2 separate regions of the Homo sapiens genome follow, and region 2 is linked to region 1. The links are chromatin contacts, found by Hi-C or POLR2A ChIA-PET in ENCODE. All regions are on one chromosome and are shown on one strand. The core of a region is the stretch at or near the end of the contact, and the rest is flanking DNA. Distances in the headings are between cores, read along the strand shown. Region 1 has its middle 120 kb from the start of LINC00423. Region 2 overlaps LINC00423 (long intergenic non-protein coding RNA 423).

Region 1 (6,406 bases), core at 2,571-5,070:
GTAAGGATTCAAGAACATACTATCCTTGAGAGTTTGGGACACTTCGTTACAGGCCTTTCCATAATGTTTTATTTTTTCAATCATGTTTATATATTACTTTATACAAATTATAATTATCTTAATAAAAAATAAAACACTACTGGTGTGACTTAACAGTCCAGATGCAGCCACTGAGTCAAGAGAGAAATGCTTTGTATTTGGGGGCCTTGTTAACGATACTTGCAATGTGGGTTAGGGTTAGACTAATTAGATGATGATGCAATGATCTAAATATTGGCTATTAAGATAGAAACAGGCCAAGCACGGTGACTCACACCTGTAATCCTAGCACTTTGGGAGGCCAAGGCAGGCAGATCACCTGAGGTCAGGAGTTTGAGACCAGCCTGACCAACATGGAGAAACCCCGTTTCTATTTTAAAAATACAAAAAATTAGCCAGGCATGGTGGCACATGCCTGTAATCTCAGCTACTCGGGAGGCTGAGGCAGGAGAACCACTTGAACTCGGGAGGCAGAGGTTGTGGTGAGCCGGTATCGCACCACTGCACTCCAGCCTGGGCAACAAGAGCGAAACACTGTTTCAAAGAAAAAAAGAAACAGCTTGCAAGCAGGAGACAAACTTTAAAATGAAAATTAAAACTGTATTTTCAGCTTTAGTTAGCATATATATTTATGTCATTATAGCAAAGAAAATATTTATAGTCTGGTTATGAGGCCAAGAGGCCTCCAAGGTTCTACTTCAAGCTCTGTCACTAACTTATTGTGTAACCTGGAAAAATTCCTAACTGCTGTGTTCTCCAGTTTCAACATTTCTAAAATAGGATTCTTTTATTTGTATTGAATATGTATTGACTGTCTTCTAGTAGACCGTGTGCTGGACCCTGGGATTGCAACAGAGAGCAAACCCCACTAAGCCATATTCTAATGGAGGGGCAGACAATAAGCAAAATGTGAACATCTATTATAGTGTGTACCAGAAGCGGGTGAGTGCCATGCAGAAAAGTAAAGCATAATACAGTAGTAAGGAGTGCTGGGGTAGGGGATGACATTTTAAATCAGAAAGTCAGGAAGGCCGTGTTGAGTCAGAAACATCTGAGTAGACTTGATGGAGATGAGAACAAGACTCACCTACACCTGGGTGAATAACATTCCAGGAAGAGGAAATACTACATACAAGCACTATGACAAGGAAGGAAACTTGCCTTGTACGTTAGAGGGGCAGCAAGGAAGCCTGGGGGCTGAAGCACAGCCTGTGAGGGGAGAGTAGGAGGCGATAAAGTCAGAGATGTGACGGCGACCAGGTCATACGGCCTGTGAGACCACTGTAAGGACCTTGGCTTTCATTCCAATGTTGATGCATTGGGGAATTTTAAGCAAAAGAGACATAGGACCTGAATTCCATTTTAAAAGGGTAACTCTGGCTGCTGTGTGGAGAAAGGGCTCTGGGAGACAAGAGAAGAAGTAGACAAACCAGGTAAGAAGCTTCTGCAACAATCCTGATGTTATGGGTTGAATGTGCCCCTACCCACTCAAATTCATATATTGAAGTTTTAACCCCCACTACCTCAGAATGTGACTTATTTGGAGTTAGTCTTTACAGAGGTTTTAAGACGAGGTCATTAGGGTGGGCCTTAATCCAATATGACTGGTGTCCTTATAAAACGGGGAAATTTGAACACAGATACACACATAAGATGATATAAACAGACGCATGGAGGAGATAGCTATCTACAAGCCAGAGAGAAACCTGGAATAAATCCTGCCCTCAGAAGGAACCAACGCTACCAGCACCTTAATTTTGGTCTCCAGAATTTCCGGCCTCCAGAATTGTGAGCTAATAAATTTCTGTTAAGATATCCAGTTTGTAGTAGTTTTTATGGTGGCCCTAGCAAACTGATAAACCAGGTAAGATATAATAGTGGCTTGGATGGAAGTAGCAGTGGAGGTGGTTAGATCCTGGATATATTTTGCAAGAAGAGTCAACAGGATTTCCTGACAGATTAGAAAGGATGTGTGAGGGAAATGGAATCGACTTCATGGCTTGCGCATGAATAACTAAAATAATGAAATTGCTACAGATGGAGATGGGGAAAGCTGAGGTTGGACCGGGTTTGGAGGTGGGCACGGGTGGAAAGCCCAGGAATTCAGTTTTGGATATGTTATTAGAGATTGAATCAGGGATGATTATGACACAATTAATTGTGAGAATCAAACGAATTCAGTACATATTTGTTACATGTTTACTATGTACAAAGCACTGTGGCAGTTTTATATAGTATTCTTTAAATGTTTAAAAGTCTCTGTTTTATAGAAGCATAGGTGACAAGTTGTATGATGCTCCACCTCAAAATGGTGAAAACACTAAAACTAAGAAGTGGCATAGGCTATGCATGGGTTGGCCATAAAGTAATCAGAGTTTCTTTAATGGATTGTTAATTTCCTCTACAGATAATTTCATAGCTGTAAGTTAGCAAGATGATAATGACAAGTCATTACAGTTAATACTCTGAGGTATTCATTTAGAGTCATATGCTCTAGTGTGACTGGTTTTCTCAGTCTTGTTACTATAAAGATATGTATGCTTTGTGGGCTCAAGAATCAGAAAGATCTAAATCCAAATTCTGGCTCTGACCCAAGCCGTGTGAACATGGCAAGTTACTCTCCAAGTCTTGGTTCCTTTATCCGTAAAATGGTGATAAACATACCTCATAGGATTGTTGTAAAGAGTAATTAAGCGACACATATAAAATGCTTACTCTAGTGATCAGTTCACAGCAAGTACTCAATTAAACTATTACTATTCGTTTCTCATGGTGCTATAGGAATTCCGGTTGAAGCGAACCACTATCACTATATGGTCAGAAAAAAATATAATGGGACAAACAACCCCTAGGCTAGGACTTAAAGCAGAAGGGATATTTGCACAGGCAGCAGAGACCAATGCTTCTCAAGTTTTAAGGTGAATTTCAATTATCCAGGGATCTTACTGAAAAGCAGATTCTCAGGAGGTCTGGGGTGGGCTGTGAGATTCTGCATTCTTAACAAGCTCCCAGGTGATGCCCATCCTGCTGCTTGACCCACACTTTGAATACAAAGGGTCTAGATCACTGACAAGCAGAATGATGTAAGCCAGGACTAAGGGTGTAGATATACAGTGTGTTGAACGACAGGTACAGTCAGTCTGGCAGAAGTAAAGTTAACAGAAAATACCATGAAAAAGTTTGGAAAGTAGGATGAAGCCATATTCTGGCAGGCTGTGAAAGGCTTGTTGATTTTATACTTCATTGTGTAGTAGACAGCTGTGAGCGGGAGAACAATAGCTTGGTGGAGGTCAGGGAGGGTGGCTCACACCTGTAATCCCAACACTTTGGGAAGCTGAGGCAGGACTGCTTGAGTCCAGGAGTTCGAGAACAGCCTGGGCAACATAGTGAGACCTAGTCTCTACAAAAAGTACTGAAAAATTAGCCAGGTGTGGTGGCACACACCTGTAGTCCCAGCTACTTGGGAGATGGAGGTGGGAGGATTGCTTGAGCCCGGGAGTGCAAGGCTGCACTGAGCTGTGATCGCGCCTCTGCACTCCAGCCTGGGTGACAGAGCAAGACCTTGTCTCTAAAAAGAGAAAAGAATAACCTGGTAAGACAGCATCTTCACACACTCTGGTATTTATCTGTACAACACATCTGAACAAACAGGGGCTGAAGATGAAGAGGTCCGAGCAAGACTGCTCCAGTCAGGGTCCTTTCATCTGGGAGAAAGTGAAATCCCTTCAAACCAGTTTGAATAACAGGAAGTGGGGAGGTGGTTACTGCAAGGCCACAGTGCTCAGAAGGTGCAGGGGTGGATTCAGATCGAGGCCACCTCTTTCTCACGTAATCTCTAGGGACTTCTCTTCTTCTTTCCACACATCTGCTCACCCACCTTTGTCCTGCAGCAGGCTTTCCCTTAAATTCCTCTCACATATGGCCCAGAGTAGCCCGTGGATTTTTTATTTACTCTCCATGACTCACTGGAAACTTGTCTGTGTCTTTTAATTCAAATTCCTACAAGAAAATACAAACAGGTCACACAATACATAGGTCATTGTGAACGGGCTACTCTTCTCTGTGAGGTAGGATCAGAGGGAAGACAAGATCATGCAACTCAGTAGAGGCAATGTGCCACAGCAGATTAAAAAGGCTGTGGGCAGGTACCCCAATACATGTATGTTTAATGGGAAAAAATGTTCAAGTATAGTTTATCCTTAAAAAAAAAAAAAAAAGGCATCTCCTTGTTCCTCCTCATCCAGACTTCTCCAAATCAGCCTCCACTATCTCCACTTCCTGAACTCACATTTGCTCACCCCACTGCAGTCTGGCTTCTGCCTTCTTTTCCCCCACCCCAATAGTGCCCTAAGTCTGCACTATCAGAAGTCACCTGTGATTTCACAAGTCACTAAATACCAAAAACACTAACGTCAGTGTCTCTGTGGCTCCAATTCTGCCTTGTGTCAATAAGTACAGGGAATCTAGTTTCTCCACCAATATGCCCAAACAAATCCAATCACATCAAATATATCAGTTTGAATGAGGTAGTAATAAGGTGAGATTACACAATGAACATAATTTCATTTGACAAATTCTTTCCTCTGACATTTGCCTTTACTCAGTTTGTTCCTCTCCATATTCACCAAGGACAGCTCCTAGCCCCTCTGAAAGCTTGAAGCCAGCTGATCCCCAGAATCAAGGTTCAGTATTCTCCAACTTGAATGGTGATCTCACAAGAGGGAGTTCTCATCCCATACTCCTACTAGTGGAGAAGTGTCACCTTGCGGTTTCTTCCTGCACCATCTGCCAGATATGCGTGACTGTCCACTGTCCAATCATCTGAAGGTTCCTGTAGGCTGGGGGCTATCGTCCCATGAACAAGGTGAACAGAGATCCCCAGGAGCCAGCTTAGGCTCCAGTCCCACTGAGATCTAGGCGCAGGCTGATTCCCACAGAGGTCAGCTATGAGTTAAGTACAGCTCATAACTTCTTGGAGAATTCAGAGTCCAACCGTATTTAGGGAAGACTATTTATTCTCCTATTACGGTTTAGATTTGTTTTCTGGTAATAACAGGTATCCCTCAGTTAATGGCAACTCCTCTCTCCAGTGCTTGGGCCAGGTGCTTTCTCTCACAGTTCATACCCAATATATCAGCAAATTCTGTTGGCTGTACCTTTAGTATATATCCAGAACCCAACCACTTTTCACTACATCCATTACTACCATCCCATCCATCAAGGCCATTCCAGTCACAGATAACCCAGATTAGCACAACCGCTTCCTTGTCTGCCTCAGCCCTCCCCCCTCACACTAGCCAGAGGATCGTTTTAAAATGGAAGTCAGAGTATATGACTCCTCTCTTCAAAACCTCAGGTGGCTTCCCATCTCACTCAAAAGCCCTATGGCTTTTGCTTACAGTCCTTGTAATAGTCCACAAGGTCCTACATCTGTGCTTCCACGCCCCTGACTTCATATAAAGCTCTTCCATCTTTACTCCATTCTAGCCACACTGGCCATCTTGGAAAATACTAGCAATGGCTAATATTTTTTGAGCACTTACTCTGTGCCATGTACTTCTTTAAATTTACTTAATCCTTCAGAACTGAGACTCTGAGAGGTTATACAACTTGCTCAAGGTTACACAACTGGTAAGCAGCAAAACTGAGGATGAAACCCAGAGTATGGCTGCAAAGCCACAGTCTCAGCCATATATATAGTATAGCTATATACTGCCTTTAATACGTATTTTTATTAGAGCTACTTTCTAAATATTTGTCATTTTTTCCCTTGATCTGAGAATATTTTTTAAAATTCCAGGTAATTAGATATTTCATTTTAATTCATTTTTAATTTTGTAATTTGAGATTCTTTTGGCTTGATAGCCAATTTCCATACGACTCAGTTTCTTGACAAGGTGTATTGTTTCAAAATTACAATATTTAACATCTCTATTAGATCTACCTTATTTTAATCCCTTATATACTTTGATATGTGACTTTCTGCACAATCAGTTTTCATCTTTATCTCATCATTAGTTCTTTGAGCTCTTTTTCAGAATTCAAGTTCTCTAATTTATTTGCGAGTATGGAGAATGTCTGAAGTCTTTCCTGGGATATTCTTTTGATAGCTGTTTTTTTCTTTTGTAGGAGGGCAGAGATGTTGGGTTGTGGTAACTATTCATAGTTCCCCTGCTGATTCCTTTTTGCCACTAGTCGCCTTCTGAGGATGGCAGGTCTATCTAGGCCCTCTGTTTACAAAATCCATGACATTGTAAGAGATTGGCCACCTGAAACAGCTGGTAGCTTCAACTTGAGTTTCATGATACAATCTCACTGAGGAGTAGGGGGCAGATCCCATCCTTAGTTTTTGCCTTGCCTCTGTAGA
Region 2 (6,406 bases), core at 1,658-4,157, 47 kb before region 1:
TATGTGTGTGTGTATATAGATACACATATATATATGGACATGGAGGATCAGTCACATTTAAAAATAAGAATAGGGAGGTAGAGAATAAATAAAATAGGGAAAAGGAGAACCTAGGGGATAATTCAACAAATCCAAGAGACCACCGCTTCCTTTAAAACCTAGGAGGGAAGTCATCTCCTCCAGGGAGCCCTCTTAGATTGACTGGGACCTATCTAATCCTCCACTAGTTATTCACTCAAAAGAGCCCAAGAGTCTATTATGTGCAAAGGCTACCGAGTGGAGAGGGACCTAACAGAGTCTCCAAGAAGCTTAGAAGTTAGGGAGTAAAGATGAATTGGTAAATAACTTTTTCAAGATGAAAAGCAGAAGTGACATGAGAGTGTTACACAGAAGAGACAGGAATCACCGAACTTCATGGTGGGAGACACGGCTTCCCCTGGGAAATGAGACTGATGTGTGGGTCAGGCTGGTCTCTAGTTTTCACTCCTGTGAATGTGCCACATTGGCTGGGGTCCCAGAACAGTGGGCATGGCTCCAGTTTGTCTCCCCAGCTGGGTCATGTAGCCGAGCTAAAGCACACCCAAGTTTTCCAGGCCTCTCCTACCTTCCTAGGGGGCCTGGATGGTGGCTTGCATGCCTCAACTCCCTGGAACTGCCTGCTGAGGGCAAAATTTCCTCTCAGGCGGTCGAACCAGCAGAAACACAGATGTAGCAGACCACCTGAAAGTAACTGCAGCATTTAGTGACATGTCTTCCACATTCTCAAGTCATTCAGCTCTTAGCAGACACAGGGCTGGATGGAAGCAGTCATTTTGTTCCCCTCGTTGGTCAAAAGATGCTTTTGATGAATCATTTCTTTATTTAGTTTTTAGATTGCATTCCACCTCAGGGGGAAAGCTCTCCAAATGAAACCGTTCATAAGACCAGGTAAAACCGCAGCAACTTTTAAGGCTATCCCTGAAGGTCAGCCAAAAGCCAGATCTCAGATTTCATTTGGAAATCTGCCAGAAGGGATGTTCTTGGATGCCGCGTGCTACCCACAGGGTCTTCCTGCCTCTCTCTGACAAGCCCCCTTGGATACTGCCTTGAAGAAAACAGTTTCTGGAAGTATAAGAAGGAGTACAATTGGTCGGGCGCAGTGGCTCACACCTGTAATCTCAGCACTTTAGGAGGCCGAGGCGGTTGGATCACTGGATTCAGGAGTTGAAGACCAGCCTGGCCAACATGGCGAAACCCCATCTCTACCAAAATATACACAAAAAATTAGTTGGGTGTGGTGGTGCACACCTGTAGTCCCAGCTACTCAGGAGGCTGAGACAGGAGAATCACTTGAACCCAGGAGGTGGAGGTTGCAGTGAGCCAAGGTCATGCCACTGCACTCCAGCTTGGGCAGCAGAGTAAGACCCTGTCTCAAAATAATTAATAATAATAATAATAATAATAATTTAAAAAATAAATAAATAAAGGCGGAAAACTGGACAAAGGAAAATAGCCATCAAGGGTCAAATTTCCCCTAAGAAAGGGTTTTCTGCTGACCAAGGACAGGATAAGGCAAGCACTCCTCACATTTCCACAGAGGAGAAAGGCGGGGAGCAGCTTGCTCTAAGCCTTAAGCAAAGTTGGGGGGACCACAGTGTGACTATCCCTAGCAAAGCCAGCCTCTGAGCTGACCACTATTATGACCTGCTCCCCATCTGCCGCTTGGAGGGACACTATTAGCAATTGGCAAGTTGCCAGTATCCCATTTATTGGCTCATTAATAATTCCTCTGGGCTCCCAAAGCAACCATTTGATTCCAAATAGATCACAAAATTCGCCACTGAGATATCTTTACCCTTTCTGACATTTCATGAGAGCAGAGGCAGAAATTCACACCGGAGAGTCTGGGAGTTGATACTGGAGACAGGGTTAATGTTCTCCTTTCCCCGAATCTACAGGGGCCTGGTTTGCTCTAATCTGCCTCCAGGAGGTGAGCCACCACCCTGGCTGGGCACTGCTCCACTTGCTTATGGTGGTACCTAGGGCCTTGCATCTCAAAGTGTGGTCCCCAGACCAGCAGCACTGGCACACCTCAGAAGATTCTTAAAAAAGCAGACTTTCAGGCCCCATCCCAGACCTATGGAATCAGATCCCGCATTGAAATAAGACCCACCCCACCAAGTAATTTATACACACCCTAAGGTGCTCTAATTTATTTGTAGGAATAAATGAATTTATCCCAAGAAAGTAATCAGATGCATGCACAGCTTGCAGGTACCCATGGGTTGAATGCGTCATTGCTTAAAAAGACAAAAACTGGGGCAGGGCCTGATGGCCCATGCCTATAATCCCAGCACTTAAAGAGGCCAAGGCGGTGGATCACTTGAGGCCAGGAGTTCAAGACCAGCCTGGCCAACATGGAGAAACGCCGTCCCTACTAAAATACAAAAATTAGCCAGGCATGATAGCACACACTTGTAGTCTCAGCTACTCAGAAGGCCGAGGCAGGAGAATGGCTTGAACCCAGGAGGCGGAGGTTGCAGTAAGCCAAGATGGCGCCACTGCACCCTAGCCTTGGGAACAGGGTGGGATTCTGTCTCAAAAAAAAAAAAAGGCAAAAACTGGAAACAAACCAAATGTATTGAAGCAATATTTATTTGAGTGCCTTCTATGTGACACTCAGAAAATAAGAGCTACAAAACAGAGACAGTCTTAAAAATATGGTTCATTTGGGGGGGATGGAAAATTGCATAGCCATTTTTTAAATACCTCTTTAAAAAAAGAAACCAAAACCTACTTCTAAAAGTAGAAGTAGGGCCTCTAAGGCCCTATTTCCTGCCTTCCAGGTTGGCTCAATTATTGTGACTGTCTCTAGGCAAACAGTTCGTGCAGGCTGCTAGGCTAAGGACATTTCCCTTTGCTAAACAAACAAGCAAATGCAGACAGGGCTCAGCTGCTGTAGCACATTGGAATTGCTTGTGAAATGAATTAAGATCCATTTCCAGGGCTGTGCTGTCTGAATGTAACTGCGGGCTTTCACCCCGCCCCCACCTTTCCCATCCCCCAAGGTATAGTCCACTCAATCTCAGGGGCACATGACCCTCTGGTTGTGATGTCCAAGGTGCTCAGTGGATTTACACGTCACTGTGTCCATTATTTTTCCTAAAAGGAAGACAGCTTAGATAAACACCTCCCTTTAAGTCAAATGTAAGTTTGTTCAACTACAGCCACAAGAAGGATAGCAAATTCCGGAGAAGGACCTTCTGGAGAACACAGCAATATTATCTCGCTGGCCCAGGGATGGGTTTGCAACTGCTCTCAATGGCTGCCGTACATCATCGCTTCACTGAGTATTGTCCAGGCAGAGCAAAGTCACTCAAGCAATACTTCTTATAATCAAGGCAAGTGGTCAGCGGCTGCCTTAAAAAAAAAAAAAAAAAGCCTGGAAATACAGTCCCCAGCCAGAGTAAAGATCCTCCTCTGCGACCTCACAGCCCAGCTGGATGGGACCCTGCAGCGCTCTCACCTCTCTGCTCAGGAAAATGTGGCTGCTGCGCGTCTCAGCCCAGCCGAATTTGATCTTGTGGATTTCATGTCTAATCTCAGCCTAGATTACTCGGGCTTGTTTGGCCCGCTCTAGCATGCCTGGTCTCTCTATTCTCTCTTGATTCTCTCCCATCCTTATTCATCCCTCACTCATTGATTGATTTAATTCAACAACCAAGCCCCCTGCTGTGCTGGATGTCAGATGTTCTAGGTGTGCTCAAATGAAGGCCCTTTTCATTTTCCGGAGGAGTTCACTTCCCATGTTGGGAGACAGTAACAGGAACAAATCAGGCTGCCTAGGTGTTCACGATGTCACCAATATTGGGAAGTTACATTTTGTAATATTTTAATAAAAATAGCTTTTCTGAGCCCAACCCCCTCCCACCGCCTACTGATCTTTGGCTCTTAGTTTCTGCGCCTTCCAAATTCCCTCCTCCATAGCTCACCTGGCCTTGAGGCTTTTACAAACTGCTCTGGCCTGCATCCTGGATCTCACTCTAGAAACCACTCTGCTGGGGTCATTCCGGCAGAGCACCCAGCTTCCCCTCTCTCTGTGGCAGAAAAACCTGATTCTCTCCCACTTTGTCATGAAAAGTCCCTTCCCTGCCTGCGTATCTCTCCAGCTCTTGCCTTATAAGTTAGAAGGCTCATTGGGTTGACTGCTAACCAAGCGCCATCTAGTAGAAGACTCCAGGTTTTGACAGTGCAAATTACAGTCTTTTAACGGGATCAGATTCTCAGGCCCCTCCCCCTCTTAATAGCACCTCTGAGCAGAAAGATGCAGTGGAGATTTATCTCATTTATGCTTTGACTCATGACACACATGTGCATGCACGCTCACATATCTTCATACACTCATTTACACATGCACTTACATACACACACATACATAAACACATACATACATACTCACACTCATGTACACACACACACGCACTCATGCATATGAACATCTTCTAGAAGGAGGAAGCAAATTGTGTTAGGTTTCTAGTCTTTCCCTTCCTGCTATAGACAATTGCAATGCAAATATGACAAATGATACAGTCAGAAGCAGATTTATCCTGAAGATAATGAAGCTTAAGCAACTGGGCTCTTTACTTGCACCAGACTGGTTCCTGGGGTGGTCTAGGTGGGGAGTGGAAGTCAGGTTGCAAACAGGAGGCATTTCTGAAAATGTCCCTAAAAATATCTCTGAAGAATGAGACCTGGATATCTAAAACTCTAGTAGTTTTTGTGATTTCTTTTCTTATGCTAGATAAATATTTGCATTCCTAGCTGCTATATGTGAATGTCTGTACCCCAACCCCCCACACATCACATTCACATGGTGAAATCCAATCCCCAAAGTAATGGTACTTGGAGGTGGGGCCTTTGGGAGATGGTTAGATCATGAAGGCAGAGCCCTCACAAATAGGATTATTACCCTTATAAAAGAAGCCCCAGAGAGCTCTCTTGTCCCTTTCACCTGCGGGGACACAGTGAAAAGACAGCCATTTATGAACCAGGAAGCAGACCCCCACCAGACACCAAAGCTGCCAGCACCTCCATCTCGGACTCCCCAGCCTCCAGAACTATGAGAAATAATTTTTTTTTGTTTATAAGCCACACAGTTTGTGGTCATTTGTTATAGCAGACCAAACAAAGAATCTAGCCAATTTTCAGCCAGGCGCTGAAACTCATACCTGTAATCCCAGCACTTTGGGAGGCCGAGGCGGGTGGATCACTTGAAGTCAGGAGTTTGAGACCAGCATGGCCAATATGGTGAAACCCCATCTCAACTAAAAACAAAAAAATTAGCCGGGCGTGATGTCACATTGCCTGTAGTCCCAGCTACTCAGGACGCTGAGGCAGGAGAATTGCTTGAACCCGGGAGGCAGTGGTTGCAGTGAGCCAAGATTGCACCACAGCACTCCAGCCTGGGACACAGAGCGAGACTCCATCTCAAAAAAAAAAAAAAAAAAAAAAAGAATCTAGCCAATTTTCTATTTGTGATTTTATATTTTTTGCTTAAAGAGGCTCCCCCAAATTATATTTGCTTCAGCTGCTACAAAATCTGAACTTATTCCTTTTTGCATTAAAACAGGAATTCTCAGTCTTGCCACTGTTCACATTTGGAGTTGGATAATTATTTGTTGTGGGGGCTGCCCTGTGCACTGTAGGATGTTTAGTAGCATCATTGACCTCTACCACTAAATGCCAGTAGCACTTTCCCCTACCTCCTTGCCAGTTGTGACAACCAAAATCTCCAGACATTGCCAAATGTGCCCATTTGAGAGCCACCATCATAAAAGGTTACAAAAGAAGCTATAAAAGAGGTTACAAATGGCTATAAAAGCAGAGGAAGAGAATCAAGATGGAGAGGTGAGTATGAAAGGAGGGACAGGAGCTTTGGAAGAACAGAGATGTTGTGAAGAACATAGTGAGCACTGGGTCTAGGGAAGACAAGGAAGAAAAGCAATAAAGGAATATGTGTAGATACGTAGTCTGGGGTGGATGGGGGAATCCCATGGCATAAATTTTATTAGGAAAGGTAATGAATTTGGTTTGACATTTTGTGTTAGGTACCCCACGGGGAGGGATATATAGGAGGAGTTGTATAGTAAGTTGATGGATATGGGGATCAAAAGAGAAATCAAGACTGAAGATTAATACATAAATTTGGTCCTTGTCAACTACATGGAAATTGAAGCCATGAGAAAACAAATTTTTGCTTAAAGACAGTGAAAAAAGCCAAAGACTAAATTCTAGGGAACATGAACTCTGGGTGGGAAGAAGAGAATCAACCAGTGAAAGATACTAAAAAAGAGTGGACAGATTCTGGCTGAAAGCAAGTGACCCAAGGCAGTAATTCAAATCTGCAAGAAAATAACAAAGAGCAACA

The links. A loop is a pair of places that touch in the nucleus more often than their neighbours do. ChIA-PET counts read pairs that join two places held with the same protein, here RNA polymerase II (POLR2A). Pooled maps may share reads with other maps.
Region 2: a loop to region 1 is called in a pooled map, with 5 times the contacts of the local background. The contact joins two enhancer-like sites. A Hi-C loop is called at or near these places in 10 of 50 pooled maps. POLR2A ChIA-PET finds 5 or more read pairs at or near these places in 2 of 52 experiments (HEK293 and OCI-LY7).

Annotation. Positions count from the first base shown.
Region 1 is chr13:32,789,270-32,795,675 of GRCh38, reverse strand. No RefSeq gene overlaps it. Among named protein-coding and RNA genes, the nearest start is that of LINC00423, 120 kb to the left of the region's middle. Within about 2 kb of position 3,820, at least 5 of the 41 ENCODE cell types and tissues checked have a DNase peak (open chromatin) inside an H3K27ac peak, as active enhancers do.
Region 2 is chr13:32,835,637-32,842,042 of GRCh38, reverse strand. The region is part of intron 4 of LINC00423 (long intergenic non-protein coding RNA 423); the gene reads left to right. Among named protein-coding and RNA genes, the nearest start is that of LINC00423, 73 kb to the left of the region's middle. RefSeq lists an enhancer at 4,483-4,642. Within about 2 kb of position 2,907, at least 8 of the 41 ENCODE cell types and tissues checked have a DNase peak (open chromatin) inside an H3K27ac peak, as active enhancers do.